Linked DNA regions of Homo sapiens: region 2 is linked to region 1. A link is an interaction called in ENCODE POLR2A ChIA-PET data of the cell type or tissue named here. Cell type or tissue: GM12878. All regions are shown on one strand. Links, peaks and the distances in the headings refer to the core of each region. The heading gives the core; the rest is flanking DNA. Region 1 has its middle 870 kb from the start of LINC01052. Region 2 has its middle 360 kb from the start of LINC01052.

Region 1 (2,932 bases), core at 330-2,829:
ACAAAAGTCATTGGGTTTTTTTAATGTAGTTCCCCCAGGAGAACATGCTAATCTGTAGTATGCCAGAGCTAAAGTATTAACCAATAGGTAATAGAGGAAAAAACAAAAACGAAACAGAAAAAGAAATAGGACCAAGTAATACGAAGAATTAGTTAAGAGGCCCTGCATACATTTTGGGCATGTCTACAATGTGTAAACTTGAAAGAGGCTACTCTTAAAAAGGGAAATATGGAAATTTGTAATCTCAGCACTTACTCTTGATAAAAAGGCAAAAATCTTCCCTGGATGTATAATTTAAATTTTAAATTATGTTCATTATTTTAGAACAACCAATTGCCTTGCAGAAAAAAATGGAATATCTTTCTCCCTGTTACTACACAACTTTGACCCAAGACTCTATTAATTTCTCCAGATAAAATTTCTAAGGAATATGAACTCACAATTTATTGAAAAATACCAGAAAGAAAAGACCACCTATGAACACAAAAATGAGACTGAAAGCTAATGTCCCACCATCAAGAACAGAAAACAGATAAGAGGGGTGAGAAAAAGTTCAGAGTAAAAATAAATGCTGACCTATAACTATACATTAACTGAAAATTTATGTTGCTTGTAAAAGAGAAATTAAATATATTTTGAGGAAAAATTCTTCTTTATTACCAATAAATCCTCACTATAGGAACTTCCAAGTCATATGAACAAAAGAAAAAAATTCTAGGGAATAGTTCTGACAAAAAGAAAGCATGATGGGAAAAGAAACGAATATATAATACTGTAAAAAATGAAAAAATAATAACATCTAACTTGATATTTTGGGGATAGAACAGTTAAACTAAAAAGCAATGGCATTGAATTGGGGGAAAATATTTAAAAGAAGTTGAAATCTTCTAGGCTTCTTAAAAATGGTGTTTAATAACAGAGTTTGTTACTTTAAATACGCTTGTAAACTATCTAGAGTAACAATTAAAAATGTAAAAATAGTGGATACAACTTTTAAATTAGTTGCGGGCAAATGCCAAAGGAAGGTAATAAGGGAAGGGAAACAGAAGGTTGAAAGTGAGACGACGATGATTTTATGATTTGAAACGAACAAGGGTGCAGAAAAGCTAGCTCCTCTCTTGTTCCTTATTCATTTTCTAAGCGGGATTTCTGACTCTGAAAGTTACTTTCCAGAACCAAATGCAAAATAGATATCCACAAATACATCTATAACTGACTATTATAATTTTATTGTGTTTTTTTTTTGTTCTAATATGGTCTTAGAGATCTAAGCCAAAATAGCTACTCCCTAAGAGAGCTCTGAGTGGGACAAAAGTGCATTTGTCAAGAGAGACACAATGAGGAAGTGAAACCAAAATGCATGAGATGGAAGATATTTTTTACTTACATATCCCGGAGAGACTTTGGGTGCTAATGAGGGCTGACAGGAATTCTAGAGGTGGCAGGGAGATATACCAGTGGGTGGGGAGAGAGGAGAGAGGTGAGGATCTGTAGGACTATCCCTTTTTTAAGGTTCATGGTTGTTACGCCTTACACTTTTCCGTGGGAGTTGTAGATTCACTAGTTTAAAATACACACACACACACACAAAGGGAAAAACTTATTTACATGATTCTGGTATTAACCATTAGGTTTTCCGTAGCAGCTGTGTGTGTGTTGAATTTTGGGTCACTGAGATGAGGAACAAGCAAGCTATATCATACACAACTACACAGGTAGGGGTGTTTTTTTAATGAACTTTTATTTTAACTTCAGGGATACAGTTTTGTTGCATAGGTAAACTTGTGTTTTTGTTTGTTTGTTTGTTTTTGTACAGGTTATTTTGTCACTCAGTTATTAAGCCTAGTAACCATTAGTTATTTTTCCTGATCATCTCTCTCCGCCCACCCTCCCCCGTGATAGGCCCCAGTGTCTGTTGTTACACTATATGCGTCCATGTGTTCTCATCATTCAGCTCCCCCTTATAAGTGAGAACGTGTGGTATTTGGTTTTCTGTTCCTGTGTTGGTTTGCTAAGGAAAATGGCCCCCAGCTCCATCCATGCTCCTGCAAAGGACATGATCTCATTCTTTTTATGATTGCACAGCATTTCAAAGGTGTGCTTGGCTTCCAAATAACTTATGTGAGGCCTAAAATGGTTGCGGAGGCAGCAAATATATTGAATAAACATATGATACTGCCTCACCTTGTGATGGTACCTATAATTCTTTAACTTTCAATAAATCAGACCAGAGATTTAAAAAGGTTTCTGAAGCAGAAAATGCATTCTAACATATATTGGTGTAGATAGGTGTAGACATTTTTAGACATACCAGCAGTCACAAAAATACAGCAGTTCCTTCTCATCCACAGTTTCACTTTCCACAGTTGCAGTCAACCACAGTCCAAAGATACTAAATGACAAATTCCATAAATAAACAATGAGTTTTGAACCATATGCCATTTTAAGTAGTGTGATAAAATCCCTTTCTGTCCTGCTCTGTCCCCCCCAGGACGTGGATCATCCCTTTGTCCAATCTGTCCATGCTGTTTATGGTGCCTATCAGTTAGTCACTAAGGAGTGGTCTCGGTTGTCAGATTGGTATTCCTGGTATTGCAATGATTTTCTTCAAGTAGCCCTTATTTTACTTAATAGTGGCCCCAAAGTGCAAGAGTAGTGATGCTGGCGTATTGTTATATTCTTCTATTCTATTAGATATTGTTGTCAATCTCTTACTTGCTTAATTAAACTTTCTCATAGATAGGTATGTATAGTGTAAACAGTAAATATAGGGCTTAGTACTATTTTGGTTTCAGGCATCCACTGGAGGTCTTGGAATGTATCTCATGAGGATAAGGGGAGACTGTTGTATTTATTATTATAACAAACACTTATGGAATCCGGAGCAGCCCCAAATGCCCTGCATACATAACTTCACTGAATCTCACAACTT
Region 2 (2,932 bases), core at 97-2,596, 510 kb before region 1:
TCTTCCTGAAATAGAAGTTCCTGAATTTTTATACTTTCCTTTTCTCCTTAGAAGCTGAAATTATTTTCCAATATTGAATTTCTAATCATGTAATTCAGGGGTTAAGAATATTTATAATCTCTTTACTCTGTACTTGGTAATTCACATGCATTAGTTTATTTAATCCTCAAAAACAAAACAGTGAGGTTGAATATTATCTACAATGAACAGATTTGAAAATTAGAACTTAATTGTTTTTCCCATGTTTGTACAGTTAGGAATGATCAGAATTCAGATTTAAACATATAACTTCATAATACTTGGGTTGAGAGACCATAAAAGTTAGTGACTAATAGCTTGGGGTTGGAATCAGACAGACACAGATTTAGTTGGCTTTGCTATTACAAACTTCATAAGTTTTTAATCTTTTGAAACCCCAATTTCTGTATCTATAAAATAAGTATAATTGTAGAACCTGCCTTATGAGCTTGCTATGATGATTGACTTAAACACTTAATGCATACTCTGACATATAATCAATGCTCAATACATATAATTTGCTTGTAGCATTATCATTAAAGTGTATGTTATTTCCTCTGTGCTGTTTTTATGGACCACTGTAAATCAATATCTCTTATTTTCACTCACTTGAACAAAAGCAGCCTAAATTTAAAATGGACAAAACAAAACATATAAAATGCATTAATAACAGCTGCTGAACAAAGACTTTTTAAAGAACATATATCACAAGACTCCCCTCACAAATGTTTTTAGTTAAAAGCAACCTTGTGCAAAAGAAATAGAGGCTCTCATACTGCATTTCTCATTTTGGGTCTGGTTTGGTTTATTTGGTTGAATTTTATCTTGTAAAATATGTGCAAGTTTATACCAATTATTATACCAATATTTGTAATTAAATGCTTCTATTACTTTGTTGTAAAAGTAATTGAGGTTTTGCCATTACTTTTGCACCAGTGTAATATAATTATCTCATGATACCATAACTTTATAAACTTGCCATCAAAGTTGTGACTATAATACAATTTTCTACATTCTCCAAAATTATTTGCCTATAAGAATGATAAATAACTGCTTTTCCACAGTCAATATTTTACAAGAGTTTTTTTTTGGAAAAATTCTTAACTATCTCTCAACACATAAATTGATGAAGCTAAACACAATCACAGAGGCAACGATAAGGTACATAAATTTATTTGATAATGGTGACTTATGAAATACATGGAGTAAAAAAATAAATACAGGGAAATATCAGGGGAAATGACAGTGTACTGACTCCCAAAATGCTCTTTTCCATATGAGACCACTGATAAAAATTGCCTAAACTTATTTTTTCAGAAATGAACTCAAATCTTGCAAAAATTCAAGAGGCATTCATTCAAGAAAAATGGGTGTCTCAGTAAGAACAGTGAGCTTTGTAGCATTTAACTAGCCCCTTTCCAACCCTCCTTTCAGCAGTTCAACAGTAACCTTGAAAACATACAGACTTGTAATCATAATGAAAATCACCAGCCTAGTAGCCACTGAAACTAGAAAAAGCAGATTGGATTTCCCTAAAGCACCACTCCTGAGAATTGTCATTACTTGACCTGTCTGGCAGTTTCATGGAAACCCCCATTCAGAAGGAGTGTCTTCATTTCACCTATCTTAGAGCTCTTCCAGTGTTCACAACCTGTTCTCAGTGATGTTTTGCAAAAATAATCAGCAGAAATTGTTTAAAATTATGCCCACTTGAAGTCGTGATAACAATTAGGGCAAACAAGAAAGTCAGCAAAAAACTTCAGAGGGAAGGCTGGTAAAGGAGATGTCCATGGGGGCGCTTTGAAAACAAAGACAAATTTGGGGATATCAATAAGGCCATGCACATATGTTAAGCTGTATGCATAGCTAGAAAAGACCTGAGAAGGCCCTAAGCTTTTAGCTCTGTCTAACGTTAAGTCTGCACAAACAGGAAGGTAAAGGCTAAGACAGAGTTGTAAGCTAACTGTCTGAGCATTAACAGCCTGCCTCAACACAGAAAGAGAGCCTGTTAGGAAAGTCTAGGAGACTTACTGGTTTCAGATGTTAAAGAAAATCTCTTTGCAATCATTAGTTGACCATTAATCTAAATAAGGAGAAACTTAATGGTCATACATTATAAAGAATACACATGGTATAAAAGCAGCACAGCAAATCACTTAAAACCAACAACCATCCCTGGAAAAGGGGAAGAACATGATTTTAGAAGTTGCCATAATATATTATTTAAGTTGTCTAGGTTTCAACAAAAACTTTTGAAACATTTAAAGAAACTACAATGCATGGTCCATACAAAAGAATAATAAAAAAAGCATCAATAGAAAGGTTCCCTGAGGAAGCTCACATGTTGGATTGTCTAGATAAAAACAATTATCTATTTTAAACATAATACATAACTAAAGAAAACCATATCTAAATAACAAAACAAAAGTGTAAAAATAATGCCTCACTAAATAGAATATATCAACAAAGAGATAGACATTATAAAAAGAACCTAATAGAAAATCTGGAGTTGAAAAATACAATCTAAATTTGTTTTGTTTTGTTTTGAGACGGAGTCTTGCTGTTTCACCCAGGCTGCAGAACAGCGGCACAATCTCACCTCAATGCAGGCTTCGCCTCCCAGCTTCAAGTGATTCTGCTGCTTCAGCCTCCCAAGTAGCTGGTACTACAGGCACGTGCCACCATGCCTGGCTAATTTTTGTATTTTTAGTAGGGATGGGGTTTCACCATCTTGGCCAGTCTGCACTCTGATATCTTGACAATAGATTTGAACTAGCATAATAAAGAATTAGTAGACTTGAATATGGGTCTATTTAGATTACCCAGTTTGAGAAACAAAAAGAAAAAGAATGAAAAAAAAATGAGTAGTCTATGGGACCTGTGGAATATTTCAAGCATACTAAAGTATGAAAAT

What was found. Peaks named below come from ENCODE experiments on the same cell type or tissue, not always from the same donor. Only the 100,000 strongest peaks of a DNase experiment are listed, where the experiment ranks them.
Region 2: POLR2A ChIA-PET joins it to region 1 with 5 read pairs; 1 of 35 experiments calls an interaction of 5 or more read pairs at or near these places.

The regions. Positions count from the first base shown.
Region 1 is chr13:64,992,412-64,995,343 of GRCh38, reverse strand. No RefSeq gene overlaps it. Among named protein-coding and RNA genes, the nearest start is that of LINC01052, 870 kb to the left of the region's middle. In GM12878, for the core only: no CTCF peak of the experiment used is centred there; DNase peaks (open chromatin) are centred at 1,353 and 1,573.
Region 2 is chr13:65,504,764-65,507,695 of GRCh38, reverse strand. No RefSeq gene overlaps it. Among named protein-coding and RNA genes, the nearest start is that of LINC01052, 360 kb to the left of the region's middle. In GM12878, for the core only: no CTCF peak of the experiment used is centred there; a DNase peak (open chromatin) is centred at 1,585.